Linked DNA regions of Homo sapiens: regions 1 and 2 are each linked to region 3. A link is a loop called in an ENCODE intact Hi-C map of the cell type or tissue named here. Cell type or tissue: PC-9. All regions are shown on one strand. Each heading gives the region's core, and the rest is flanking DNA. Links, peaks and the distances in the headings are about the cores only. Region 1 overlaps TARID (TCF21 antisense RNA inducing promoter demethylation). Region 2 overlaps TARID (TCF21 antisense RNA inducing promoter demethylation). Region 3 overlaps TARID (TCF21 antisense RNA inducing promoter demethylation).

The links. A loop is a pair of places that touch in the nucleus more often than their neighbours do. Peaks named below come from ENCODE experiments on the same cell type or tissue, not always from the same donor. Only the 100,000 strongest peaks of a DNase experiment are listed, where the experiment ranks them.
Region 1: it touches region 3 in a loop (3-fold over the local background); 2 of 110 quality-filtered maps call a loop at or near these places.
Region 2: it touches region 3 in a loop (3-fold over the local background); 3 of 110 quality-filtered maps call a loop at or near these places.

The regions. Positions count from the first base shown.
Region 1 is chr6:133,604,644-133,615,082 of GRCh38, reverse strand. The region is part of intron 4 of TARID (TCF21 antisense RNA inducing promoter demethylation); the gene reads left to right. Among named protein-coding and RNA genes, the nearest start is that of EYA4-AS2, 150 kb to the right of the region's middle. In PC-9, for the core only: no CTCF peak of the experiment used is centred there; a DNase peak (open chromatin) is centred at 5,282; H3K27ac peaks cover 2,206 bases.
Region 2 is chr6:133,626,996-133,637,434 of GRCh38, reverse strand. The region is part of intron 4 of TARID (TCF21 antisense RNA inducing promoter demethylation); the gene reads left to right. Among named protein-coding and RNA genes, the nearest start is that of EYA4-AS2, 180 kb to the right of the region's middle. In PC-9, for the core only: a CTCF peak has its summit at 5,910; a DNase peak (open chromatin) is centred at 5,754; H3K27ac peaks cover 894 bases.
Region 3 is chr6:133,740,735-133,751,173 of GRCh38, reverse strand. The region is part of intron 4 of TARID (TCF21 antisense RNA inducing promoter demethylation); the gene reads left to right. LOC124901402 (a long non-coding RNA gene) reads right to left here and starts at 2,240. Exons shown (of 3, transcript XR_007059772.1): 1 at 2,129-2,240. In PC-9, for the core only: no CTCF peak of the experiment used is centred there; DNase peaks (open chromatin) are centred at 4,613, 5,223 and 5,473; H3K4me3 peaks cover 1,326 bases; H3K27ac peaks cover 2,410 bases.

The sequences.
Region 1 (10,439 bases), core at 4,139-6,638, 140 kb after region 3:
TGTCTTTCAGAGATGCCCTGCTCAGAGAGGCAGTCTGGCTACAGAGGCTTTGCCAAGCTTTGGTGGGCTCAGCATAGTCCAAACTTCCTGGTGGCTTGGTTTACACTGTGAGGGGAAAACCGCCTACTCAAGCCTCACTGATGGCAGACACCCCTCGCCCCACCAAGCTGAAGCATCCCAGGTCGCATTCAGACTGCTGTGCTGGTAGCGAGAATTTCAAACCAGTGGATCTTAGCTTGTTGGGATCTGTGGGTGTGGGATCTGCTGAACTAGCCCATTTGGCTCCCTGGATTCAGCCCCCTTTCCAGGGGAGTGATCGGTGCTCTTTCGCTGGCTTTCCATGTGCCACTGGGGTATGAAAAAAACTCCTGCAGCTTGCTCAGTGTCTGCTCAAATGGCCGCCCAGTTTTGTGCTTGAAACCCAGGGTCCCTGGTGGTACAGGCACCTGAGGGAATCTCCTGGTCTGTGGGTTGCAAAGACTGTGGGAAAAGCGTAGTATCTGGGCTGGATACTACCATTCCACATAGCACAGTCCCTCAGGGCTTCCCTTGGCTAGGGGAGAGAGTTCCCCAACCGCTTGTGCTTCCCGGGTGAGGCAATGCCCCACCCTGCTTCGGCCCACCCTCCGTGGGCTGCACCCACTGTCTAACCAGTCCCAGTGAGATGAGCTGGGTAACTCAGTTGGAAATGCAGAAATCACCCGCCTTCTGCATTGATCTTGCCTGGAGCTAGAGACTGGAGCTGTTCCTATTCAGTCATCTTCCCAGTCACCCCAGGGATGCTTTTCTAGATCATTTCTAAAGGCATTGGTAGCTTCATCCAGGTTTGGACATTCATTCGTTCATTCAGCAAATATTTATGATATATCTCTTGTGTCCTATACATGCTCATTTCTAAGCCCTGGAGATAAGATAGTAAACAAGATAAACATTTATCCTGGGGGATTTTTGAAAAAGACCAGAATGGAGATAGTCTGCTTCCTATTGCCAATTTTATCATTAACAGGATGTTTAACTTGCAATCAATTACCTACTGTGGGCCTTAGTGTCTGTATTTGAAAAAAAGAAAAAAGCTACAGATTAGGATGTTTCTTTCCACTTTAAAATTCTCTGATCTTATATTCCTTTCATGTTTTCCACACTCCAGGAGAAAAGCACAAATAAAAACAAAACCAAAAGAAACCAGTATGTCTGCTGCCCTTAATGAGCAGTCTTCCTTTATCAAAATGTATTCAAATAGCCTGAAAAGAAACTTGACTCAGTCCGAAGTAAAAATTCAGACAGAGAGACAAAGGATTCAAACCACATTTAAAAAAATTAGCAGCAATAAACGTTTGTAGGACGAATGAAGAAGGAATGAATCTACCATTTATGTGTTGAAAAAGTAATAGCTGTAGAACTTGTAAGGCTCTTCCTAAAGCTGTTTCACAGATGTGATTACCATAAAGAAGCAATGTACTGCTGGTTTTACAAAGTACACAGAAACAGGAACATAAAAGCACTTAAAAATATTTTCAGAATTAGGAAAAGATAAAGTATGTACTTTTCCACTTCATTCTAGTTGTGGACCTTTTGCATACGACAAAAGGCTGCAATCCAGCCCACTTTCTGGATAAGCTTTTCTTCTTCTACTTTGTTTTCACACACCAGTGCCTGCCCTCAGGCTATATAGTTTCCCAGGCACAATTACACTTATTCCAAGACAAGTTTCCTGTGAATTTGAAGGGTAAAGTTTAACCTTCAGGTGTCTCAAACGCTCACTCTATTTTTTAATCTTCGTGTCAGAAATGTAAAGAGATCATGACAAATTAATTCTTACATGTATTCCTCAGCTTATACTGGGAGATGTTACATATCTTTCCAAAGTCTAAGAACTCAGGCCAAGTACAAATGGGTCAGTTTCCTATAATGTCATATAAGATTTATGGGAGCCAGACTCTGTCTATCTGAAATGGAATAAAATAAACTTTCCATCGTGAATCCACCTTAAATACCTTAGGGGATAATTTTGTATTATCAACTATCACACAGGTATATGTTTCAGCAAAAGCTGCCTCATACTCTTGGGGTTAGATAATATTTGACTTTTTTTCTTCTGTTCTCCTGTGGCTTACGCAGATAGCTAGCTCAGGGGTTGGCCCTGTGGCAGAGTGGAAGAGAGATCATTTTCTGGTTCGTGTTTCAAAAAGCCTAAGCTCATCTGAAAACTCACAGGGCTTGCAGAGGAAGAAGCATGGAGGAGGGTTGCAGCCATGTTAGGGGCTTGCAGGGCTTCCAGAGGAAGGAGCATGCAGAGGGCTTCCAGAGAAAGGAGCATGGAGAGGGTTGCAGCAGTGTTAGGAGCTTATAAAGGAGGTGGGGCTCCAGCATGGTGTTATCAGCCTCAGCAAAGACCCCTTGCCTTAAGGATGATGCAGCAGCAGAGCCCAGCCATCTCCATGACAACACAGCATAGAGGAATCTGCTTACAACTCAGATGTTCTGCTGTTCTGCTCATCTATGATAAGAAGTAGGTGAAGCCAATCAAAGGCTTCCTAAAGGAAATGGCTATTTTTATTTTAAATTCCAAAGGAGGTGAGAAACTAATATGCACAAAGGCACAGAGGTGAGAACCAGAACAACCTGCAAAGTATTTCCAAATTCACTGGAGATGGCTGGAGAGGAGACAGAATAACGGATGCTGAGCAGAGAGATCATGAAAGGGAGGAACTAGTCATTAATTAGCTTGAAAAGACTGGTTATGACCCAAGGGGTTGACCAAAGACTGAGGTGATGAAAACTCTTCCTGTTGAAGAACTATGTCTGTTGCATTTGGGTGAATGGAGATGATTTGGGAGGAAGTTGGAGATGATTCTAGGGAGATAACCACAACAATTCAGGTGTGAGGTGGGAAAGGCAGAGCAGAGTGGGGTTTTAAGACAGAATTAACAGGCTGCAGTCATGTTGGATTGGGGGCATTGGCAAAAAAAAAAAAAACGCTTTAAAATGACTAACCAACCAGGAGTCTGTTGCTTGGGGTAGGTAATCTTGGTGCTATGGGAGGTAACAGCACATTTATAGGAGATGAGAAGGGAGAGAGGGTGAGAGGAGGTGGAAACAAAGTGGATAACTGTAAAGAAAAGTGAAAATGAAGACCATAGTTTCACTAATTATACGATATGCAAAAAGTTAGGTATAATATTTTTATGATCAGAATATCCAGTGTCTTAGTTATTTAAACCATATCTTACTGATGAGGAAACTGAGGGCTAGGGAGACTGAGGCTACTTCATCCAAGACTGTTCAGCTGGTGGTTGGAGAATGGGCACCCAAAGCCTGTGTCCTCGCTGTCCATTAGGCCCCACCATACTGTGGCACTCTTGGCTCCATCCTGCTGCCCCATGCTGCCTTTCCTGCTCACTGTATTTGTTCATGAGGGTCTTTCCCCCAAAGTTTCTGCTAAACTTTGCATTACATTTCTCTAGTGCATCAAAGAAAGGCTGGCTATCAGGACCTGTGATATTTAGGCCTTTTTCTAAGTTATGTCTACTTTCATTCAGAAATGTTCTTTGCACATCCACTCTATGCCAGGCAATGCTTTGATACAGCAATGGAAGAAGGTGTCCCAACTCAGGGAGCTAACAATCTAGTGGGAAGAGACAGACAGTAAACAATAAATAAAATGTCAGGTAGTGACAATTGCCATGATGAATAGAATAGGGTAAATGGAAAATGAATAATCAGACGGGTGATCAGGGAGAGCCATTCTAATAAGGTGACATATGGAAGGAACCCAAATGCAAGGAGAGAAGGACTTGTGTGGATAAGTGGGAGAATAACCTAGGAACAAAGAGCGTAGCAAAGTTCTGAAAGTGGGAATGTCCTTGGTATGTTGGAGGCTGACGGGACTGCAGCAGGCTGAGCAAGGGGAAAGAGAGAATGAGGTCAGAGAATTGGCATGGACACAGACCCCATGAGGCTTGTAGGTTATGGCCTTTGGCTTCTGTTGTGAGTGAAAAGAAAAACCATTAGAAGGTTTAAAGTAAAGGAGTAACAATCTGGTTTATAATTTCAACCTGGTTTATAATTTATAGGAATCACTCTGATTGCTGTATGGGGAAGAGATTGTAAGGGGGCATGGATCAAAGCAGAGACACCAACAAGGAGGTCTTTGCACTAGCCTAAGTGAGAAATGATTATGGTGTGGTCTAGGGTGACAGGCATCACACATGGTTAGCATTGGGGCACAATTTGAAGGTAGAGTCAACAGAATTGCTGATAGATTAGATGGAAGCCTGAGGACTCACAAAACACTTTAGCCATGATAATTTATTTTCTAATTTATGAGTGAGAAAGACTTGGGAGGCACAGGTTTAGTGGGAATTAGGAGGGAGAGATAAATAATGACTCATGTAAGGGATGTTTCAAGTCTGAGATGCCTTTAAGAAAGAAAAGTAACCCCTGACATCAGGGAACTGTCCTGGTACCAGCTAGCTAGGCCTTGGTGTGTGTTCCTGAGAGTCTTGACTGGAAGGTTTTGACAACCTTTAGATATTCCAGTAGAAATATGGCAAAGGTCATAGCCTATATCAGAGAGAGGATCAAGGCTAAAGATAGAAATTTGGTGTTCATCTGTGTACTTAAAGCCTCGGCACTGGCTTTGTAAGCCATTTCCTGATAGTAGATAGAAGAGAAGATGATGGAGGACTAATTCTGGGGTGCTTAGTATTTGCAAGTTAGGGGGACGATGAGAAAGATCCAGCAAAAGAGATTAAGAAAGTCTAAAGTAATAATGACTAAAGTAGAAGGAAAACTGAGAGAAAGAAGAATATAAGAGAAGCCAAGTAAAAAAAAAGAAAAGAAAAGTATTTCAAGACACAGAGAGTGAGTAACTGTGAAATGTGAGTGGTCAAGTAATCTAAGGATGGAAATTCATTTGGAATGTGGAGGTCACTGGTGACCAGAGGAACACAGTTTTGGTGGAGTGATTGGGATGAAAGCTGGCTTAGAGTGGCTTCAAAAGAGAATGTAAAGAAAGGAATGTAAAGACAGTAGTATAAATAACTCCTTTGAAGAATTTTGTTGCAAAGTGGGGAGGGGGGAGGTGGAGCAATAGCTGGAAAGGAATATGGGGATATGAGGCAAAAGGAGGTGTTTTTGTTTGTTTAAGATGGTGAATATAGCATGCTTGTGTGCTAATGTGAATGACTTAACAGAAAGGGATTAACAAATGACGCAGGACAAAGGGTACACTGGGGTGAGTCACAGGATGGGATTCAGAACACAAGTTCATCCATCACAGAAGGGCAAACAGAATGTGAGGTCCAGCCACACCAAGGTTGGCTGATAGACATGTGGGTTCAAGCACGTGAGTGTTGACTCATAACCCTTCTGACAGCTTCTGTGAGTATTTCTGAGGGAAATAAGGAAGGTGACCACTTGAATGAGGGCAGGAAAGAGAGCACAGGAAATTTGAGAAAGGAGAAATGGTTGTGAAATAACTCTAGGAGAGTGGGAGAGTCTTCCCATTGATCTTCCTTCTCTTCAAGTCCCCCATCTTAGCAAATAAGGAATCTTAGAATGGATGACAATATTATAAGCAGTCTTTCATTAAAAAAATATAACTCTCTCTCTATATGCCATATAGTATATATACAGTTGACCATTGAACACAGATTTGAACTATGTGGGTCCACTTATATGTGGATTTCTTTCCTATAAATATTTTGAACAAATTTTTGGAGATTTGCAACAACTTGAAAAAGCTCACAGATGGACCTAATAGCCTAGAACTATTGAAAAAATTAAGAAAACATTAGATGTGTTATGAACACATAAAAAACATGTAGATACTAGTCTATTTTATCATTTATGACCATAAAATATACATGAATATAAGATATCTTAAAATTTATCAAAACGTAGGCACACAAACACTTACAGACCACCTATGGCACCATTTGCAGTCAAGAGAAATGTAAAGTTGCAGTATTAAATCATAACTGCATAAAACTAGCCATACTACATACTGTACTGCTGTAATAATTCTGTAGCCTCCTCCTGCTGCTATTGCAGTGAGCTTGAGTGTTGCGAGTATCTGCTTAAAATGCCAAGTGACCAAAAAACGCACATCATCTCCTCATTTCCACTGAGCAGTTTGCCTCTCCAGTAAATTGCATTTTGCAGTACAAAGTGATCTGTCAGGCTTCTCTTGTATTTGTCATCGTGTTTAGTGTGATACCGTAAACCATGAATAACAGCATGGAACCGACACGAAGCGCCATTAGTGACGCTTGGAGTACTCCCAAGAAGCAAAGTCATGACATCACAAGAAAAAGTTGAATTGCCTTATATAGACTGTAGATTCAGGTCTGCAACTGCGGTTGCTGCCATTTCAAACAGACAATTCATCTTGTCAACAGACAACCTAAACTTGTGGAATCAATAAATGTAGTATAGTGCTATATATGCATTTTCTCTTATGATTTTCTTAACACTTTCTTTTCTCTAGCTTATTTTATTTTAAGAATACAGTATCTAACATATATAACATACAAAATATGTGCTGATCAACTGTTTATGTTATTGGAAAGGCATCTGGTAAGCAGTAGACTATCAGCAGTTAAGTTTTTGGGAAGTCAAAATTTATGTGTGGATTTTCAACTACACGGGTCAGTGCCCCAATCCTCATGTTGTTAAAGGGCCAACTGTATATAAACCATATACATATATGTAGTTTCAATTATATGGTGTATGTGTATATATATGTATATAGATACACATACATAAATAGAAAATTTGGTATTATTAAATGATACTTATTTGAAAAAATATTAAATTAAGGAATAAAATAATGCCTGCACATATTGTAAAAACTAATTGAATTTCAGGGTATGTATTATGACTTTATTTGAGATCTTTATGATTTACTACTTGTTTTACCCAGAAACCTTGAAAGTTACATCATCTAGATCAGTGGTTCTCAAATTTGAGTGTGCATCAGAATCACTCAGAGGGTTTGTTAACATAGGTATTGCTGGGCTGCACCCCCAGAAATTCTAAGTATGTCGGGGGTGGAGCCTGAGAATCTACATTTCCGGTATGTTTCCAGATGCCACTGCTGGACAAGGGACCACACTGTGAATCGCTGATCTAGAGTCAAGGGATCTTGTTGGTTTTCCTGTGTGTGAAGAGCAAAAGGGACCTGGGAGAGACATGAAAAAGGTGGATAGGTCTCCACAGGACACAAGAAATAAAAGAACATACTTATGTGTCACAGTTTGTTGGGACCTAGACTAGCTTCAATCTTCATTTCTTCCTTTTTTTTTTTTGAGATGGAGTCTCACTCTGTAGCCTAGGGTGGAGTGCAGTGGCCTGCAACCTCTGCCTCCCCAGTTCAAGTGATGCTCCTGTCTCAGCCTCCCAAGTAGCCAGGAATACAGGCCTGCACCACCACGCCTGGCTAATTTTTTGTATTTTTAGCAGAGACAGGGTTTCACCATGTTGGCCAGGCTGGTCTCGAACTCCTGATCTCAGGTGATCCGCCCTCCTTGGCCTCCCAAAGTGCTGGGATTACAGGCGTGAGCCACCGCGACCGGCCTCAATCTTCATTTCTTACTTTAGTCTCCAACTACTGCACTTCCCATCAGCCCTGCAAGAAGAAATTTCTAAATAGATTAGACTCTAGAACTAAGATAGGATTGCATTCTGCTAGAAAATAAACTCTGTTAATTATAAAGCCTTTTCTCTTTCTATTTTTGAGGTAGTTCCTAGTATTTATGAATCTCCAGCCTAAAATAGAAAATGCTGCTTTGATAGAGAAAGTAGTCAACCTTTTAGCAGCTTGTGCCAGCTTCCACCTTGTGTAGGGCCTTGATTCCAGTTTTCTTAAGGGAATGCAGGCAGTGGCCTTACATTCCCTCATCACCTACTCTTCTCTTTTGTCCCTGCTTGCCAACTGAGGCCTAAGAGGCCCCTTGAGACTGGCCAAATCCATTTGTTAGGAGTCCATGCAGTAAACATGCCACTGATCTCAGCCCATTAGTAGAGCTTCTGCCAAAGGGCCATCTGCACCACAGCTCCGCTGGGCTTCTTGCTTCAGTTTCCTCCAGATCTTTACGTTTTGTTTATAGTCATGTACACAGTTCCCACATAATAAATGTCGACTAATAACTTGACCAACATCAACAGTAACACAAATGTGGATGTTCTGTAATTTTAACACATAAAATGGGAACTGAGAAAAGGTGGGCTATTTCATATGCAGTATCAAGCATCTGTAATGTAGATCAAATCACAAGGTAATTTATTTTATAAATTTCTTACATGGCAAAAATTCCCACAGGTAATAGGCATTCATTATAGTTATCAAAGCAAACAAAAAAGAATTAAAGTACCTGTAATGCCATCACCTATACATAGATACAGTTGTGGGTTTGGCAACTAATCTTTCACACAAACACACACACATGCATGTGTGCATGCCATGCACAACACATATATGATAGAACTAGACATGTTTTTTTTGACCTGTTTTATTTATTTATATTTTTACTTAATACATTATGAATAGGCTGGGCACAGTGGGTCATGCCTATAATCCTAGCACTTTGGGAGCTCGAGACAGGCAGATTGCTTGAGCCCAGGAGTTTGACACCAGCCTGGGCAACATGGTGAAACTCCATTTCCACAAAAAAGAGAAAAAATTAGCCAGGCATGATGGTGTGCACCTGTAGTCTCAGCTACTCAGGAGGCTGAGATGGGAGGATCACCTACCTGAGCCTGGGAGGTCGAGGGAAACTGGGTGACAGAGTGAGACTATATATACATAGTAAACATCATTCCACATCATTAATCTCATAAATTTCTGCGTAAGTATTCCAACATCTGGATGAACCAGTTTATTTGTAAGTTAACCAGTCCTCTATTGGCGAATATTTCCTCCCAATTTCTTACTTTTATCATAGTGCCACATTCTTTTAACAGTGTTGTATATAACTTCAGTCCATCTTTAGTAAGTTCTTTAAGACAAATTTTTAGAACTTTCATCTTGAAGATATTAATGCATATTACCAAATGACCTTCCAGAAATCTCACTCTGGAAGAAACGTTGTTTCTATGTGTGGAAGAATGAAACTGGATCCCTACCTTATACCACATACAGAAATCAACTCAAAGACGGATTAAAGACTTAAATGTAAAACCTAAAACTATAAAAATCCTGGCAGATGACCTAGAAAATACTGTTGTTAACACAGAACCTGGCAAATATTTCATGACGAAGATGCCAAAAGCAATTGCAACAAAAGCAAAAATTGACAGATGGGATCTGATTAAACTAAAGAGCTTCTGCAGAGCAAAATAAACTATCAGCAAACAACCTACAGAATGGAAGAAAACATTTGCAAACTGTGCATCCAACAAAGGTCTAATATCCAGAATCTATAAGGAACTTAAACAAATTTACAAGCAGAAAACCACCCCATTAAAATATGGGCAAAGGACACGAACAGACACTTTTCGTAAGAAGATTAAATGCAGCCAACAGGCACATTAAAAAAAAAAAAGCTCAACATTAACCAATCATTAGAGTAATGCATATCAAAACCACAATGACATGCCATCTCACACCAGTCAGAATGGCCATTATACTAGCTCCTAACGAGTTCCTAATGGTGCTTATATACTAGTTCCTAATTAGTTCAGCCATTGTGGAAAGCAGTGTGGTGATTTCTCAAAGAACTTACAACAGAATTATCATTCAACCCAGCAATCCCATTATGGGGTATATACTCAAAGAAATATAAGTTGTTCTATCATAAAGATACCTGAACGCTTATGTTCATTACAGCACTATTCACATAGCAAAGACATAGAATCAACTTAAATGCCCAACAACAGAAGACTGGGTAAATAAAATGTGGTACACATACACCACAGAATACTACACAGCCATAAAAAGGAATGAGATCATGTCCTTTGCGGCAACATGGATAGAGCTGGAGACAATTATCCTAAGCAAACTAACACGGGAACAGAAAACAGAAAACTGCATGTTCTCACTTATAAGTGGGAGCAAAACAGTGAGAACACATGGATACTAGGAGGGGAACAACAGACACTGAGGGCCGACTTGAGGGTTGAGGGTGGAAGGAGGGAGAGAATCAGGAAAAATACCTACCAGGTACTATACATATTACCGGGTGACAAAATTATCTGTACACCAGACCCCCATGGTATGTAATTTACCTATATAAGAAACCTGCACATGTACCCCTGAACCTAAAATAAAAGTAAAAAAAAAAAAAAAAGAAATTACAAAAAAATACAGTGTTGTTTCTTGTAGACAATCAGACTGCCCATTTCTCTAATATTTTTGTAAACTATAGCTACCACCAATTTTCCAAACACTTTGTTTTAATGTGTATTTTCTTCTTAGCTAAGTGACACTAAGTCTTGTC
Region 2 (10,439 bases), core at 4,358-6,857, 110 kb after region 3:
CCTTTTTTTCAACTTAAAAGTTTGGTTTTCTTTTCTTCTGACTTTAAATGAAAATAAAATATTTTTCGTTGACTCCCAAAAAGATTGTGGATCCTGGGCACTGGGCTTATTGTGTCTAATGAATAAGTCAGCCTAGCCAAATATTATAAAGGTCAGCTGATTTACTTCTTTCTTCCTTCCAGATCTTCAGAGCTGCTATTTTATAACCACGGTTGAGAAGGGGTGTGTGTGTGTGTGTGTGTGTGTGTGTGTGTGTGTGTGTGTGTGTGTGTGTTTTGACAGTGGCCTCCTTTTATGACTAAAGTAGGTAAGCCACCCCTCTAGTTTCTCCCACACCCATGTCTTACAACGTAGGGGCACCCTGCATAAAGGCAACTATATAGAGATTGCAGAGGACGTAACCATTCATATCCTACAATGGCAAAAAAAAAAAAAAAAAAAAAAAAACCCACACTGGGGAATCTTTAGTATAAACATTAATAGTTTCTCACGTCTTTGTTTAGAGAATAGCCCGAGGATTTCTAAACTTGTAGATCTTATTCATTCCAGAACTGTTTCGCTTATGGCCACATAAATCTTGATCCTTTAGAAGTTCCAAGATTAAGACTCTTTGGAAACTAGAATTACAGAGAACTCACAGGTGAACCATGTAAAGCAAATCTGCTTTGGGCCATTCAGGAGACATACCATTTGCTGAGATAGTTTGAGTCTAGCTCTCATATCAGTTATAAAGAATAGAGACTTGGGGCTGGGCATGGTGGCTCACCCCTGTAATCCCAGCACTGTGGGAGGCTGAGGCGGGCAGATCACGAGGTCAGGAGATAGAGACCATCCTGGCCAACATGGTGAAACCCCGTCTCTACTAAAAATACAAAAATTATCCTGGGGTGGTGGCATTCACCTGTAATCCTAGCTACTCGGGAGGCTGAGGCTGGAGAATCACTTGAACCAGGGAGTTGGAGGTTGCAGTGAGCTGAGATCATGCCACTGCACTCCAGCAAGACTCTGTCTTAAAAAAAAAAAAAAAAAAAAGAATAGAGACTTGCTTAAGAAACACTGAGAGTTTGGTAACAATTATAGTTTTCTTGTTGTTTAATGAGGTTGCATTGTTTTCTTCTGATTACAAAAAGAGAGACATATTCAATGTAGAAAATTTAAATAACCGTCCTTTTGTAGAATAAAAAATGAAGACTATGAAAAGTTATATACAAGGCTGACAGGCCAGATGTGAAAGTGTAAGGTTTTATATAATTTTTTCTCTACCTACAAACACATTTAGGTGGCATTTTATTTTTTTAATGTATTTCATTTTGAATCTAGTCTTATAAAAAGCTCAACCCTCCAACATGTTCCAAAGTGAAAAAGTAACTATTTTAAAGAAAGTTTCCATGAGAGCTACAAGAGCCTATGGCTTACATTTCCTTATAAGTTTTAGATTTCCCTATCCTCTCACATTTTGCCTGGCATATAAATTAAAAAATAGTCCGCTATTCACAACTCTCCTCCTCAGTTCATGCCCGCTTTTAAAATTAAAAAACTATAAAACAATAACCATATAACTCCCATGATGTAAAAGAAACCAGAAATTCATCTCAGTCATACCTCATAGCTCTCCAGTTTATCAGGATCTTCAACCTATTGACCTCCGTGTTTTGTCACCATCTATTGACCCATCTGACTTGCCTTCTGTTCCCCAGAGCCTGATGTCCAGGTTACATCATTTTCATGTGGCAGTAATAACCTTGTCTTTGCTCAGACACTGGTTCCTCAGGGTCGCATGCTCTGACATGCAAAGCCCAGAGGTTGAAATGAGAATGGAGGGCAGGGAGCACATTTTGCAATCTTCCCCCTTTCTCTTCTCCTCTGTCTAGGAGTACTTGGGAAAGCCCTATATAAACACAACATTAGAACAAGTCTAGTTTTGTATTTTGCATCTTATTGCCCCAGAAGGTACTGAAATGCTTTAGAAACTAAAATATACTCAGACAAAAACTGTCCTCAAGGCTGCCTTTCCCTCTTAGACTATCTCAAATCTGCAACTTCAGGTTTGGAAGGTATCATGGAACTCTATTGCACAGTCAGTCATGTAGTACCCAGAAGCAGAGGAATTCTCACCACCTGCTATGGAAACACCTTCCAGCTGCCACAGCATGCCAGAGCCAAACCAGTAATAGGAAGATGGGCATCATCTCAATGCTCATAGCACACACTCGGAGATCACTTATTCATTGCATTGTCTTCACACCTTACAAGTTCTTGTACATAGGTCATCCCAAGGACTATAAGGCATCTTCATTGTTCTGGGCAGGTGCAGATGGTTTGGTGACATGAACTTAGACAAGGTTAAACAGCAAAGAAGGTGCAGCCTGTGTCTGCGGCTCTCAGTTCAGGATGATGCTGTGGACCATGGGCTCTGAGGTCTGTAATAGATCTCAGTGGTGTTCCTTCCCTCACTAACCCACCTCAATTCAGTCAGTCCCTAACTCCCTGTGCCATCAGCACTCCACAGCCAGTTGGAACAGATTGTTCAGACCCACTTATTGGTTGTTTTTGTGATTTCTGAGTCATTTCTCCAACTACATTATAAACTCTGAGGCCCTGTCCCTGGATGGCCTTATCTCCCCACAGGACTTCAATTTCCACATGTGGCCATTCCAATATATGTGCCCAAATGCATGTCAGTCATCAGCACGTGGATGTCCCACAAGGCTCTCAAAGGCAATGTTCAAAACAGAACTTACCATTGCTTCTAATCTTCAGGCCCTGACTCTACTCCCCCATTTGCTATCTTAGGGAACAGCATTCAGACCAGAAACCTGGTTGTCGTGTTGGGTTCTCTGACTCACTCCCCATAGCCATAAGTCATTGACACTCTTATTGCCTTAATAATTCTTCACTCAGTGTCTTTCTTTCTACTCATGTTGATAGGACCGAGGAACTCATTATCTCTTGTCTGAGTTGCTGCAGCAGCCTTCCAGCGACTTCTCACATCCTTCTCTTGATTTCCCAAACCAAGCAACACGTTGGTGGGATATTTTTCTAAAACAGAAATCTGATTATGCAACTCCTACTTAAAATAATTCAATGATTTCTTCTTCACCTACCGCCATCATTCACAGACAAGAAGCTCCAGGAGGACCATGGTGCATCTTCTTAAAGATTAATTTATTTGAAGGTAAATAATTCAAAGTCTACTAAAATTGATATAATATAGAGTAGGTTACAAAATTCACATTTGTTTTTAAACCTGGAAGCTCCAGAAATTTTAACATGAGCTACAACCATTTCAGGTGATGTTCCTCTATCTTCAGAGGATAAATACTTGCTCACAATTGCTGTTAGGAGTAATATGATTTAAAAAGGGATAATGAATGGATAAGATCCAAATTCCTTAACATGGTTTATAAAGTTTATTTTGATCTAGCCCTCCTTGTCTTCTCAGCTTCATAAGTGTCTTCTTAGGCCTCACCCAAGCACTAATCTGACTAACTCCTAGTTGTCATTACCTCTCAGGCATGGCTTCATCAGAAAATCTTCCTTCTTTCCCTCCTTTCCCAATCTGGTTTTAGACTTCCCTTCTCTACAATCCACCAGCATCCTGGGCCTACTTCTATCATAGCCCCTTCCACATTGCTTTGATGTTGTGGTTTTCTTATGTGATTCTTCCATTAGACTGTAAGCACCCTAAAGGTAGGTGTCATAGAGCTTTGAAAGTTCAGTGCCTAAGATAGTATAGCATACATGGTAGGTGTTCAGTGAAGCTTATGATTAGTTGAATAATCACCCTCCACAGAGCACAACACAGGTGTTCAATAGATGTTTAATTTAACAATTGATAATCAGAAAATAGACATTTCTCATTAACTCTTTCCCTTTCCTTTTGAGCATTCATAATGTTCCACCACTAATTCTTAAAACCCAAGTTCCCACCCTCTAATCACAAACTCCTGTTGCGAGGGGGGATTGCTGAAGGGAGTCTGATAGGACACAGATCAGTGCATCTGCAAATTGATCCTTCTCAGTACCAAGTGGGCTTCTTTGTCATCTGACAACCTTTTAAATTGTCCTTTTCCCTCAGTGGATATTTCAAATATTCACCACTGTCATTGATTCCATTAACATTTCAGTATGAAGTTCACTCTCTAATTCATAGTTTATCCTCAACTTTTGCCCTCCATTTAAAACACTGACAGATTCATCTTTATCTTGTGTGTTCTTCTGTTTTCTTTTTCTTTTATGGGGAAAGTTATCCTCTTCTCTTCAAGAGCTTGCCCTCCAGGCTCTAGGTGCCAATAATCACCTGACAGCAAATTCCACGAATGCTTCGCCTTGTGTATTGTAAGTGGCCATCTGTTGCATTTGACATCATTACTGATCTTTTTGTAAGTGGAAGTCCCCTTGGTTTGAGTGATAGATTATCTTACTCTTCAACTTCTTTGTCCTTTGTGCACTGTTTTCTAGAGTTCCATCCTTTACTGTTCTTTCATTACCCATATTCTCTCAATAGAGAGAATTAGATCCTTCTACTCTGAAGGATTTAATTGCAAGTGATATACTAATATTGGCCAGATTTGTATACTCTGCCATACAGCTCCTAGACATCTCAACCTAGAAGCTTTATGGAGATTTCAAACTCAAAAATCAATAGCTTATCATCTTTATCTCATCTTTCTTCTTCTAATACCCTTAAAGTTCTCTTTGTCTTCTGTTTCCTCTCTGGGTAAATTGGCAGCATCATCAAGTTGCCCAAGTCAGAAACCTGGGAACCATCTCACAACATCCCTTTTTAATGTTGATGAAGAGCTCTTGACAATTCTTCCTCCTAATCTAATCTCAGTTTTTCCCACCCTCTTTAATCCAGCTGTCAATGCTCCTGCCTGGTCCTCACCAGCTCTCACATGCTGTGTTACAGCAGACCCTAATTGTCCCCCTTTCAGGCCTCACCTCTCCCAACCCACAGTTTTTACGGCTGCCAGTGTTGGTTCTCTGAGTCAGCCCAGATATTGCTTCCTGTAGAAACTCTCGCAACACCATCCCCTGGGCAGATATAGCTGCTTTCTCCAGTATGAATCTGAGACCTGGTACAGCATAAAGTTCTCCTGTAATCTTTTACTCTGTTGCATTCTTTCATTTTCTGTTTCTTTCATTTTCTCTCTTCCACTTAATTGCAAGCTCTTTGATTACAGAAGTTGTATCTTTCTGAATTGCTTAATAAATATTTATTGAATGAAATGTTTATTGAGTGAATTCTTCCAATTCTTTGCCTTTTTCCACTTAATTTCACTGTTATTGTTTTTTATTTAGAGGTAGAAGAGTGTAGCATTTATAAGTTCAGGTTCTGCAGTGAGACTTTCTGAGTTCAAATCCCAGCTCCTCCTTAACTTTGCAAGCTCTCTCATTTTTCTGTGCCCAGTTTCCTGATCTAGAAACTGGAGATAATAATAGTAACATTTTCCAGGAAATTATGAGGACTAAGTGAATTAACATGTAAACATTTGAATTTCAGACTATTGCCTGACACACATTAAGCCCTTAGATGTTACTTTTATTATTGTCATATTTTTTCTTTTTTCATCTCTTCTTCTTTCCTTCCTTTTTCCCCATTCTTTTTGTTTGTTTGGCATTCAATTTTCTTCCTTCTTCTCCTATTACTCTCATATTTACTAACAGCTCATAATGTCCCAGCCACAGAGAAGGTCCTGCTATGAGGAGTCACACAAACAAATACCTCTGTAAGGTCATGTTGATGTGACATTTAGAGATGGAGTAAACAGTTGCATTGTGGCAGTGGTCATGCTCAGGAATTTGACTGCAACACAGCCCTCTATAGCATGGAATGCAGAATAATCTCACTCCAGGACCCCGTCCAAGGCAGGGTGGAGCATTTCTAGGATATTATTTGTGTTATGACTCCAGGCATGGGACTACTGCAGGCTTCATGGCTGTTTCTTTGTGGTCAATATCATCTGATGGATCCATTTCAGAACCTTGCTCTGAGCTGGTCTTTCCTGGTGGAGAAGGAGGGCTCCAGACTGGATTTGGGGAGCACATGATTTTAACCCTCAAAGGGAAATTTCTCTGGAAGTCTGACTGCTACTTCTTCCAATATTTTGAAAAGAATAAAAATGGAAAGACTATACCACCAGACTTTATGCAAATATGTGATTGTTTATGGCCAATGTTATATGGACACGTCAAAATGGTCTATCTGTGTGGGTGCATGAGTTCATTTTCAGTAATATGAACATCTAGAAAAGTTTAGGTGTGTGTGTTTGTGTGTCTGTTTGCTGTAGAAAGAAACCACAAGGGCAGTTCAAAAATATGCTTAGCCTTTTTTATAGAATTAATCTAACCCAAATTTAGAGGAGAAAGACTCAAAGATTAACCAACATGAAAATACTTAATTGGGCAAATTTGGGCAAAGGCTTTTGTTTTTATGTTTTTATGATTAGTTTTTGTCACAGGATAATAATTGGATTAGGTCATTAAGAAGCCCCGACACACTAAATTATGTAGCCTAGTGCCTTACACATAGTGGATACTTGGTAATTACTTGAGGGATGAATGAATAAGCAAGGAAATGGATTCCTCAGTTTAAATGATGTGTACCAAATTGCCTAGATAAGTTTTCTGGAGGAAGATACTTATGAATACATCAGCCAAGATAATTGGAATGAAAGTAAAAGGCTAGGATAAAAATATTTAAGGGGAAAAGTGAGTTGTGGCAACGAATTTAGAAATATAAATTCAGTTACTATTGGCCTAGTGACACTTGAAAGCCATTTGTAAGATTACTTTTTGTGGCAAATTAGTGGAGACAAAGAATAATTTACAAATGAAAACATGTTAGGAATGAAATGTAATTTTAAGCCTGAAATACTTGCTTGTCCTCCACAGCCACATCTGCCTCAAGATCAAGTCCTTCATAGCTAATGAAAACCAGAAAACAAGAGAAAAACTTAAAACTGAGATTTCTTTAACTATTGTTCACTGAGCATACATTTAGATAAGGCCTTGTGCTTAGTGCTTCAAAGACTTGAGAAATCCAGATCTTGATTTCAATAAATTTATTCTCTAAAGAAGAAAGAAATTGAGTAAACAAATTAATATTGACACAAGAAAGATTATAAGACAAGGAAGTTTTTGGTATTTTCTTGTTTTTGTTTTTGTTTTTTTAGTTATATCAGTAAGGATTCAACCAGAGAAACAACATCAGTAGGAGATACTAAGAGATTTATTGCAAGGAATTGACTTGTGCAATTCTTGGTGATGTCAAAGCAAGTCTGAAATCCACAGGACAAACCAAGAAAGGCAAGCTGAGAGTCCTGAGCATAATTTCAGGTTGCTATCTACAGGCAGAATTTCTTTTTCCTTAAGGAAGCCCCAGTTCTGATCCTAAGGCCTTTGACTGATTGATTCAGGCTCACACTGACTATCTGGGATAATCTCCCTGCATAACATCAACTGATTATTGACTTTAAGCACATCTACAAAATACCTTCATCGCAACAGCTAGATTGTGATTGAAGTTTGATTGAATAATGGGGACTATAGCCTAGCCAGGTTGCAAGGTAAAACTGACCACCACAGTCCACATCTTGCCAATTTTACATCCATACACATCTTCTGGAACCATACTTAATCTCCAAATAAAAATAATGGCAAAATCATACTTCCATCTAATATGATACAACTATCTTCCATGCCACCAAAACCACACTAACGCTTTCCTCAGAAGAGGATGCAAAGTCTTGGGTACTGTTCACTTTTCTCCTTGATATTCTATAATGTAAATATTGTGATATAAAGTTAACTATTATTAATACAGCCTATGTTAGATGAAAAGGGGATAAGAGAGGAAAGAACACAAAAATATTTGCTAAATATATATACAAACATTCATAATAAGAAAAAAATCTGTAACTATTATAGTCCTTATTTTTGCAGCTGATCATTAGCCATAATTGATATTTATAACTATGTTCTTCCACTATTCATTCTGTATTCCTTTTGCCTTCAACAAGCACCTCAACTGCTTATTTTTTATTACCTGCAGGGATGTCCCAGATCTTCATTTCTGAAGGATCTGGACCATTAGCAGTTTTGCTACAGTTGAGTTGTTGTAGTTTTCCATTAACTTTAATCACGGGGCATGAGGATTAGGAGACTCCCTGAAGGATCTACTGTATTCTCTACATACTCCAACTTATCTGTGTTCTGTAGAAAGATCCCAATTGGTAGTCAATATCAATAACACAAACCAGTATAGAAACTTCCTTCTTTGCCTGTTGCTTCAGAGACATGAGGAGCCCAAAGTGGCCAGGTGGTTCTTTCAACTTTCAATTCAATGGAATCACTGTTGTGTCTCCTGCTAGAAACATTCCTTCCTTTAGAACTCTAGACCAGCAGAGCCCAAGGTCAGCAAACATTTTGCTGGTAGATCAAAAAGGATAATAGTGATTAGAGCTACTCCCATTTCTACTCCTTGATTCTCAGACCCATGAATTTTGGCTATGGGAGAAAAAATACCACACGTTGGATACCGATTTAGAGCATATATGGCCTCCTGCCCCAACCTCACAAGGCATTACCACCTAGCTGGCATTGCAACTGTATCTTCAAAAGGCTATATGCCATCTGTCACCCCAACTGCTTCAGGATGATAGGGTATAATGGTAAGACCAGTGAACTCCATGAGCACGGGACCGTTGCGGCCCTTGATAAGAAGCACTGCTTTGTACAATGTCATGATTGTGGATAAGACATTCCGTACGTTTCAACAGAAGGATTATATACAAGAAAAGCAAACCTATATGCAGAATAAGTGACTTTTTCTAAAAGAACAAAGTGCTTTCCCTTTTATGATGAAAGTGGTCCAACATAATCTGTCACCAAGTAGCTGGCTGATCAACCTGCAGGATTGCGGCAGTGTTGGTTTCTTCTGCTGGCAGATTGGGCACTCAGCAATAGCAATAGCTTAGTCAGCCTGGTGAGTAGAATCCATATTGCTGAGCCCATGCATAATCTCTGTTTCTAGCACCATGGCTACTTTGTTCATAATCCACTGGGTGATGAAAGGTGTGTCTAAGAAAGATGCTGAGTGGTATCCACAGAATCAGTATTTACTTGATTATTAAAATCCTCTGCTGCTGAGGTCACCTTTTGGTGAGCAATCACATGGGCCACACGTATATTCACATTCTTTGTCCATCCAGAGAGGTCTATCTATTCATATACTTCCCCCCACCCAGAAATTCTTGTCAACAATTTTCCAGTCATGTTTTTTTCCAGGACTCTGATCATCCATCCAAACCCCTGGCAATTACTCCTTTCAAGCAAAATAAACAATCAGGTGCACTGCTTGATGTTCTGCCCACTGCAAGGAAATCCCTTCACCACTGTCCTTCAGGAGTATTCAAGAAAGGGGCTGTAGTGCTGCATTTGTCTATTTCCAGGTGGTACTTAGCTGATATGTTTCAATGATTGTGTTTCCTCAAAAATTCATGTTGGAATTTAATCCTCAATGCAGTAGTATTAAAAAGTGTAGCCACTGGGAGGTGATTTAATCATGAGGGCTCTGCACTTATGAATGGGATTAAGTTGAAATGAGCACACGCACACACACACAAGCATTTCATACTTATTGGTATATATGAGATATATATATATATGTATATGTGTGTGTGTGTGTATATATATATATATATATATATATATATATATATATATATATATATCTCCTATTAATTCTGTCCCTCTAGAGAACCCTGACTAATACAGCTTGCAACAATCTTTCAAGGTATTTATTGTGACCCCCCACTTAATAGATGAGGAAACTGTGACTCACATAGCTGGTAAATTGCAGATTCAACATTGGAATTAACATCTGCCTGCCTCCAAATCCTTTGCTTCTTACCTTATAGCATGTTGTTATATTTGGAAATACCTATTACTTTCAATAGCTTTTGACAAATAAATGGCTTTTATATATTTATAACCTATTGAGACAAATAGAGAAATTTATACATCAGATAAACTGATCTCTACAGCTAAATCATGTGAGATAAAACCAAAAGTACTTTTCTAGTGTACAAAAATATTAAGAAGGCTTGGCTTGGTGGCTCATGCCTGTTATCCCAGCACTTTGGGAGGCAGAGGCAGGTGGATCACCTGAGCTCAGGAGTTTGAGACCAGCCTGGGCAAGATGGTAAAACCCATCTTTACAAAAAGCATGAAATTAGCTGGGATGGTGGTGCACACCTCTACTCTCTGCTGCTCTGGAGGCTAAACTGAGTATCAGGTGATACTCTGGAAGATCACCTGAGCCCAGGGAGGTGGAGGCTATAGTGAGCCATGATCGGGCCACTGCACTCCAGGCTGGATGACAAAGCAAGACCCTATCTTGAAGAAAACAAAAAAGAAAAAATCTTTTTGTTTTT
Region 3 (10,439 bases), core at 4,427-6,926:
GTGTTTTGTTTTGTTTTGTGTTCTGTTCAAACTAACACAGTTTGCTGAGAATTATGTTTTCTGTTCCTGTGTTAGTTTGCTGAGAATGATGGCTTCCAGCTTCATCCATGTCCCTGCAAAGGGCACGAACTCATTCTTTTTTATGGCTTCATAGGATTCCATGATGTATATGTGCCACATTTTCTTTATCCAGTATATCACTGATAGGCATTTGGGTTGGTTCCAAGTCTTTGCTATCGTAAATAGTGCTGCAATAAACATACATGTGCATGTGTCTTCATAGTAGAATGATTTATACTTCTTTGGGTATATACCCAGTAATGAGATTGCTGAGTCAAATGGTATTTCTGGTTATAGATCAGCAACATGCTTTTCAAAATGTGACAACATAGGTGCAACTACACTAGAAGAAACTATGAAGTAGTCTGAGGCTTGCACCTACTTGCAGTGCATAGGTTTGTATTTAAATGAAGACAATATTCAAATTCATGCTGTAAATACCTTCTTCTATATTGGCATTTTGGAATATGGTCTAAATAATTATATTCTTATATATCACCATGAATATGATAATGTAAAATGCAGAGATATGGGTGTATTTCATTAGCAACTCAAACACAAGAAGAAGCTTCATATTTCTAGGAAAAGTTTTGTATTAACATTTGATTAAATACTTTATATTTTAATGCAAAGCAGAATTGGCTTCTAGGCTCAGATAATAATAAATAGTTTTTTTCCCATGCACGAGGGGAACATTTGAAAGCTGTGTGTACATTTCAGGTTGGGACTGCTCTGTACATAACAAGACATCAACCATCCCTGGCCAGGTCCATCAGATGCCAGCATCACTTTTCTGTCTCAAATTTTTGTGGGAGCCATAGTTGTTCCTTCATAATTTTCCAAACACTTCTATACTCAGATGTCTAGAACTGCTTTTCTATTCTTGCCTTCTTAATCTACAGATGTAAGTCGAGTCCTTGAGAGGTTAAATCCTTTCTTCAATATCACAGTTGTTGATATTGAACACAGTAGCCAGAATTAGGATTAGGTACATGGATTTATTGGTCCTTTATTTAATTAGTTTTAAAGCCTTTATAAAATCTCTATAATGGCTTAAACCCTTCTATCCAGGCTTCATCCACTTTGTTTTCTTATATCCTGTAGTTTTTCTTTAAGGTCAAACCTGCATACTCGCCATCCCCAAAACATATCCATTTGCTACTACTTGGTATTGTTTTTCACAGTTTCTATGCTGAAAGTATCCACTTTGATCATCTTTTTTCAAATATACTCTCTTCCATGAAGGATTTCTTTACACCCAAACCTGAAATGATCTCTCCCTCTGGGGCAGGAGTCCCCAATCCTGGGGCTGTCCATGGCCTGTTAGGAACCAGGGGATACAGCAGGAAGTGAGTGGCAGGTAACCCCGAGAAGCTTCATCTGTATTTACAGCCGCTCCCCATCGCTGGCACTACTGCCTGAGCTCCACCTCCTGTCAGATCAGCAGCAGCATTAGATTCCCACAGGAGGACAAACCCTTATTGTGAACTGCGCATGCGTGGGATCTAGGTTGCAAGCTCCTTATGAGAATCTAATATCTGATGATCTGTCACTGTCTCCCATCATCTCCAGATGGGACCATCTAGTTGCAGGAAAACAAGCTCATGGACCTCACTGCTTCTGTTATGGTGAGTTGTATAATTATTTCATTATATACTACAATGTAATAGTAATAGAAATAAAGTGCCCAATAAATGTAATGCACTTGAATCATCCTGAAATCATCCCCCTCCTCAGTCCATGGGAAAATTGTCTTCCATTGAAACTGGTCTCTGGTGCCAAAAAGGTTGGAGACCACTGCTCTAGGTAACTTCCATAGGAGTTCTTGACAAGCAGCTTGCCCTGTCACTCATTGACCTTCACTATTTGGGGAGTGTGTCCACCTTATAAGTACCTCGATGGCAGAAACTAGACCCCATCCTTCGTTGTCTTCTGCTTACCACTAATCACCACTATATAATACATAGTAGGTACTTAGGATTAGTTCTCAGTTTTTACTGTTAGATCTCTGCAGTGCCTACAATCTTCAACAAGAGGGGAACAGATAATTGAAGTTAATTTATCTTACCCATCTCAGACAGAGGCAAAGCACAGCTTCAAGCAACATGGCCATGCTGGGGAACATCTGGGAAAGAACAACAGAGACAACGGTCTGGCTTGCAGCAGTCAGGAAATGAAGTGGTTCATTCCTAGCAACGGACCATTTTGTATTTTGGAGGCAGAGATATAAACAATGACAAGCTCTGTTAAAAGCAGCTGTAGTCACAAATCTCCCAACAAGCTTCATATGTGCAAACTACAGGAAGGACTCCTGGTACCATATTGGGCTTCTCAGTCACACACAGAGAGTGGAGCAATCACTGTCAGTAGTGTCATCTTTGAATACAATGCAGAACAAAGTGTTCATGTTCCACTTGCCATGTGCGTGAAGGTGGAAGAGAAATGGGGTAGGGTCACTGACACCAGTTGGTCATTTTTTTAGGCTGTTTTATTAACTCTCTGCAAAATCTGAACAAAAATTTTATCCTTAAACACAACTTTTTAAATTTTAAGTAGAAAACAGACTTCAAATTAAATCTACACCCATTTTATAGATAATCTCTACCTTTGGGTTTTATTTTTTCTGAGTGTTCACTGATTGGTTGTCAGGTTGTTTTGGTTATCGCCTTCTCATCTGAACATTTTATTGTGAAAGTGCAACATGTGAAATCTAGCATGATGTATTAGACCTATAAGTAATCAGGGAAGAATTTAGTTAAGCTGATGGATTCTTTGGAAATATGCATAAATATTTACAAATTATAGAGTTAAATCCAACTTTTTTTTTGCTAAATGAAATATATCCCTTTTTTTGTAAATGAGAAACATCAAACTCTGGAAGGCAGTAAGAAAGCAAAGAATAGAACACTGGGAAAATTGATTCGTAATCCCAGTTACAAGATAATTGCATGTAATTTTCATAACTCCCTCTAACAGCTTTTTAGATTTACATGTCTAAAATGTGTATGTGTGTGTTTTTTACAGTTGTAAGTAATTTTGGTAGGAATTTTGATGATTAGCTCTGCATCTGGACAAGGAGATTTAAAGTCAATTCTTTCTTAAATGTTAAAGACACTATTCATCGTATTTCTGGCTTTTTGCATTTGCAATTCACGGCTCATAATACAAAATTTTCAAGCAGTTGAATTCATAACCTATTTTCTTTCTCATCCTAGAGTTTGCCTCAATACAAAGAAATGAAATCAGAGACTATATGTTGGCAGTATAAGCAGTGACTAACCAGTAGAAGTGATCACCTTTAGACTAGTCCACAGACCAGAACGCTCATTATTCAGTGCTTGTGTGGTTTGGTTAAACAGCAAATTCTACTTGGAGGAGATACTTTTAATTTAGAAGAGATTATTTCAAATAATTATCTTTGTTTATTATATAAGCTTTAGCTAGTGTTTTACATTCACTGACCAAGCATCAAAACACTAGAGAAAATGACACAAAAGGTGAGTCAGTTAAATTTGGAGAATGTTGGAAGAAGAAACATTATTTCAAGAGTATGGAGGATGACCTAAAGAAATAATAAAAAATGATTTTCTGGAATTATTTCTAGAAGTTAAAGGTGAAGCATCATTGATAATGGTGCTTTTCATTTTATCAGTGGAAATACAGTAATTATTTGGGGGGATTCATCTCTACTCCTGAGTGTCGGTTAGCTGGGGGTACACATGGAGCATTAAATGGTGTCCTACGTAGTCATCACAAGCCACAGTACCTGTCCTGTCACACAGAGGGGTCTGTAAAGGGGTGACAACACAGAGGTTTCCCTTGATGAATGATGAAGAATCCTTTCTCAAGATAGGTACAAATTAGTTGGACCCAATTGATTGAATCAGTTGATTTTATAAAATTGGGCGGACACTAGGTATCATTCTTTTTTCAAAAGCAATTGGCTGGGCGCGGTGGCTCACGCCTATAATCCCAGGACTTTGTGAGGTGGAGGCGGGTGAATCACGAGGTCAAACGATCGAGATCATCCTGGCCAATATGGGGACACCCCGTCTCTACTAAAAATACAGAAATTACCCGGGAGTGGTGGCACACGCCTGTAGTCCAAGCTACTCTGGAGGCTGAGGCAGGAGAATCGCTTGAACCCGGGAGGCGGAGGTTGCGGCGAGCTGAGATCGCGCCACTGCACTCCAGCCTGGCGACGACAGAGTGAGACTCCGTCTCAAAAAAAACAAAACAAAACAACAACAACAAACACAAATAATGTTTTTGACCTGAAATAACTACTTATTTTAGTCAATATAGGCAAACTATGAGCATATTCAGATGAAGACTCAGAATTGGGAGGGTGGGTTTTGAAGGGAGCATCTACCGCGGAGATGGATTCCCACGAATTTGGAGCTGCACTGTCTCTTTGCAATGAGGTCCTGTACCTATGTATGGGCTTGGGCTTACTTTCAAGAGTGACATGTTCACATTACAGAGAAAAGTGTCATACAAGAATAATATGTGGAATGAAGAAGAACAAAAAAAGTGTCAATTCTCACTTATTTACCAATCATGTTAGCCAGAGCAAAAGAATTTGGCATACCACACTCCTCCTCTGACCTAGATTAGAGATATCCATCTTAAAAAAATAAGGGGACAGAAAATATATTGAGAAGGGTTAGTGATAACACTTTTCTATTAAAAAAAAAAATCACCTGTGTCAATCTCCGTGACCATACAATGCAATGGAACTCTCCCAAGAATCCCAGGCTCAGAGCCCTTTAAAGAGCTCCAGGCAGGCTGGGCGCGGTGGCTCACGCCTGTCATCCCAGCACTTTGGGAGGCCGAGGCGGGTGGGTCACGAGGTCACGAGATCGACACCATCCTGGCCAACACGGTGAAGCCCCATCTCTGCTAAAAATACAAAAATTAGCGGGGCGTGGTGGTGGGCGCCTGTAGTCCAGCTACTCGGGAGGCTGAGGCAGGAGAATGGCGTGAACCCAGAAGGGCGGAGCTTGCAGTGAGCTGAGATCGCGCCACTGCACTCCAGCCCGGGTGACAAAGCGAGACTCTCTCTCAAAAAAAAAAAAAAAAAAAAAAAAAAAAAAAGCTCCAGGCAGAGACAGAATTCCCAAGCCCTGCTCCAGGTGAGTCACCAATGTGGAACGAGGAAGTATCCTATGGAGAAATTCAGCCTTCTCATTAGGATGGAGAAGCCTACCTGTGGTTTCAACCCCAGCTACCTTTCAGCTTCATGTCTAACACACAATTCAATACCTGCCTCTCAAACTGAATTCATCTCTTCTTCTCCCACACACTCTGGGGTTTCCTGCCTTCCCCTACCCTTGCATTCAAAATGTACTCATCCTTTAAGACTTACCTCAAATGACTCCTCTTACAGGAAGGGTTCCTCCATCGATTCCAGCTAAATTCGTCATTCTCTTTTCAACATTTTCACACTTCACACACTGACTAAGTGTACAGACATTTCAGGGAAGGAAGGAGGAGGAAAGAAAGTTTTATCAAATATTCAACACTTTTACCAGTACTTAAAAATAACATTTATTGCTTCTTTGTACTAGGTTAGTAATGCATATTTAATGAAAATAAAAACGACAGTACTTCTATGAATACTTTGGCAAAAATCCTTCCATTACTTTTATTTATTGTAGGAGAGTGAGTATGTATGTGTAGATACATAACACTTGAAAAAAATGAAATCATATAAATTGTTTTTAAATGGTTTATTATTTATTTATATATAGACTATGTAGTTCCACACCTTTAATCGAAAATTTCCAATGGCTACCCAGTATTTCACTGTATGGAGATAACAGTTTATTTAATGCCTTATCCTGGGACATTTCAGTTTTTTCCAGTTTTTGCTATTATAAACATTCTTATTGCAAAAGTATTTTTATACATCTATTCAAAAATATTTATTAGGCACCTTTTTTTCTTAGGCATATGTGATAGGCATTCCATTATTGTTTTTCTCTGGATAAATTAATAGAATTTTAAAAATCTGGGTCAAAATGTATGAATACATTGAAGTATTGATTTTTCCAATGTCCTCTTCAAATTGAATATATATTTATTTTCACACCTTTGCCAATGTGTTGGGGGAAACCATTTGCTTTTACTTGATTTCCAGTGGGATTTTATACTTAAAAGTGTGTTTTGGCCATTTTACTTCTTTTTTATTCTTCTTTTGTGAATTAACAGTCCTTACCCTTTATATATATAAAATATAAGGCCAGACACAGAGGCTCAGGTCTGTCATCCCAGCACATTGGGAGAATGAGGATTGCTTGAGCCCGGGAGTTGCAGACTAGCCTGGGCTAGATGGTAAGATCTCAGTCTCTGAAAATAATTTAAAAATTTATTTTAAATTTAGTCCTAGCTACTGGGGAACTGAAGCAAGAGGATCCCTTGAGGCCAGAAGTTTGAGGCTATAGTGAGCTATGATCATGCCACTGCACTGCAACCTGTGGAACAAAGTGAGGCCCCATCTCTTAAAAAATAAATAAAATAAAATAACAGATGCTCATCTGTCTCTTATTGATTTGGAAAACTTTAAAAATATTAAACAGACTACTTTGTGAGGCTGAGGCGGGCAGATCACGAGCTCAGGAGATTAAGACCATCCTGGCTAACACAGTGAAACCCCGTTTCTACTAAAAAATACAAAGAAATTAGCCGGGCATGGTGGCAGGAGCCTGTAGTCCCAGCTACTCTGGAGACCGAAGCAGGAGAATGGCGTGAACCCAGGAGGCAGAGCTTGCAGTGAGCTGAGATCACGCCATTGCACTCCAGCCTGGGGGAAAGAGCAAGACTCCATCTCAAAAAAAAAAAAAAAAAAAAAAAAAAAAAAAATTAAACAGACTACTTGCCTATCGCTGTATTGAAAATATTACCCTCAATGTTTTTCTTGTTTGCTTACTTTTTTTGTTAACAGATTTAAAAAATAACTTTTATGAAGTCAAATCTGTCAGTCTTTCCTTTCTATCTTTTGCCTTTAGTGCCACATATGAAAAATTATTCTATACACTCCCAGCTCTATACATTGATATTTTTGAAAAATTTTTACCTTTATGATTGTGGTGATTTTTCACTGTGTCAACTTAGCTCCTTGCAAGTACATTTAACAGAATTCCATCCCCTGCATAGTTCCAAGTTTGCCTGAGCCAGAAGAGACATTTTGTGTGAGATTTGGAAGATGAAAGTAAAGGAGGGATATTTGCCTGTATGCTCAAAAGTTTGGCTCAGGGTCAGCAGGCGCTGTTGCAGCTTAGGCATGTTGTCAACCACCTGCTACTCCACCTGGTTGGTCCTGCCAGGTTCTCCTCCATCTTCTTCAACTCTGGGGCCGGGTGGGTGTTTAGAGCTATCAGATGAGACCTGGCATCTCCTGAAGGACCCCTGCACCACTGCATTTGGAGGTCTGGGGTTAAGTTAAATTCAAAAATTAATTACAGGAGAATAAATATCTTTAATATAATGTTTATAATTAGTAACATAGGATATTGTTTCATTTATTCAATTCTTTGACATATCATTTTCTTAATATAGTTCCTTCATATTAAAAAATTAATACAAGTAATTTATATATGTTTTGTTATTTCTAGTGGAATCTTCTACTAACATATATGTACATATATGGGTATGTATGTGTGTGTATACATGTATATACTTCTACTAACATATATATGTACATATATGTGTGTGTGTGTGCGTACTGAGGGACAAAGTTGTCCGTCAGTATCCATGGGGGATTTGTTCCAGAACTCCTGCAGATACCAAAATCTGTGGATACTGAAGTTCTTTATATTTGTTTATAACTTAATGCACATCCTCCTGTACACTTTAAATCATCTCTAGATTACTTATAATACATAATACAGTATAAACTCTATATAAATAGTTATGTTTTTATTTATGTAATTATCTTTTATTGCTGTATTATTTTTTGTGTGGGCATGTGATTTTTTTGGAATATTTTGTGTCCCTAGTTGGTTGAACCCATGGATGCTAAACCCTCAGATGCAGAAGGCTGAAAGTGTATATATTTCAATTACATCCATAGGTATACAAGAGCACTAATGTTTTTTTCTTGGTATATTTAGCTCACAATCAGCCACCTTTCTGAAATTTCTTTGTTCTAGTAGTTTTTTTGGGGGAGCGGTTTGATAGAGAGGTGCAAATAATGATACTTTGTATTTTCTTTTACAATATTTGTCAATCTCTTTATTTTTTACACTTTCGTTACAATTTCAAATATCTAAGCAATTCTAATCTGTTTGACGTCTTTTTTTTTTTTTTTTTTTTTTTTTTGACAAGAGTCTCGCTCTGTGCCCATGCTGGAGCGCAGTGACGCGACGTCGGCTCACTGCAAGCTCCGCCTCCCGGGTTCAAGCGATTCTCCTGCCTCAGCCTCCCGAGTAGCTGGGACTACAGGAACATGCCACCACGCCCGGCTAATTTTTTGTATTTTCAGTAGAGATGGGGTTTCACCGTATTAGCCAGGATGGTCTCAATCTCCTGACCTCGTGATCCGCCAGCCTTGGCCTCTCAAAGTGCTGACATTACAGGTGTGAGCCACCGCACCCAGCCTGTTTGAGATTTTTAGCAGTGTGTTTTTACTTAATTAGCTGGTATGGATAAGATAATAAGCATTGCTTTCTGGTGAAGTAGAATTGGTGCCAAGCAGTGTTTTTCTAGGAGGCTCGACCAATTAGTAGTTGTAATTAAAGCTGAATATAGTTATATAATACTTGAATTTTCTAATCCTTTGCATTTGAAAATATGTGCACAGAAGTGCGCATGTGTATGTGTGTGTGTGTGCGCACACACACACACAGCTGAATCTCCAGAAACCCTAAGTAGGTTTCTCCCCTGCCTCTCACCCTCAGCACAGCTAGGTCACCTTCTTCTTCTGCATCAAAACCTGGTTCCAAGACCCCAAGGACCAGCGGGCCAGGTTCTTCTCTCACCTGAGAGAAAAAGTCAGCATTTGCAAATGATTAAAATATTAAAGTATTATATAATTAGATAATTAACAACATAACAACTATTTACATAGAGTTTACATTGTATTAGGCACAATGAAATCTACACCATGTAACAGGCATCATGAAGCAATGATGGAAAATAAATCGACATAAATGAAATCTCAGCTGAATTTCTCTTGGGTGAAAAAAGAGCCTGGTGCCCTGGTCCTTGGGGTCTTGGAACCAGGTTTTGATGCAGGAGAAGAAGGTGACCTAGCCCCTCTGAGGGTGAGAGGCAGGGGAGAAACTGACTTAGGGTTTCTGGAGATTCGGCTGTGTGTGTGTGTGTGTGTGTGTTCACTCATGCGTAGATGTTGACAGTGGACAGACGGGAGTGAGCCTCCTGTTAATTGCAAAATAATAGATCGTGTTACATGTCTCTCCCTCCCCTTCCCTTTGCTCTCTCCGTGTCACCTTGTAGTCAGCATAGGAACAGCTTGGGTGGTAATTAGGCTGTCTCTGCCCACATTAGGAGTTGCTGCAGGGGGAGCCTAGCTATTGTATAACACTTGTTTAGATTTCTCCACTGTGGGATTTCTGGCTGAAGCCTTCTAATGGACAAGCAATGAACTCTCTTGGGAAGATATCTTTTTTCCTGCCACTACCACAGCTGGGGTGTGGTTTTCATTCTGTTCTCCAAAAATGACTGTCACTCAGACAACCTCTATATCCAAAGCCAAAGCTCACTAGCCTAGGCCTTTCTCATAAAAAGGATGGAAATTTTTCACTGAAGCACTTTTTTTTTTTTACACCCAAAGTCATTGACTCCTGTCAGGTTATAGTGTCACCCTCAGCCCCTCTTAGCCTCAGAGGACCTGGGAATGAGCAGGATGTGATTTCTTTGCATTTTCTGGTCCAAATTATTGAATAATAAGTGTATGAGAAAAGACTTTCGCTAGGTGATTAAATTCCCTTACATGCTTTGCCTGTATTCATTGGTTTGGGGAAATAATGGTAGAATTTATTTTAAAAACTTTCAAAAATAGATTGGAAAATTATGCAAGAAAATTCTCCTGTGGTTTTATTTTGTATAAATTGTGAACAGCTGCGTCTGACTCTCAGTGTCATTGTGAACTGGTCACAGATTTTTTTTGGAGTTACTCAAGAATTTGGTGGCAAGAATCAGTCCAAATATTCATATGACATAGAGTTTAGTTCTTCCAACACCCAGTTCAGACAGATGTTTCTTCACCTGTGTTCTTCTCACCTCTAGGTCCTCAGTTTTATAGAAACCCTTAACTTCTTATGCTAAAGGAAAGTAACGGAAAAAGTGACAAAGATGGTGATGCTAATCCAGAGGAATGGGTGACTGGCAAATGTTATGCTTCAGATATTAGGGAG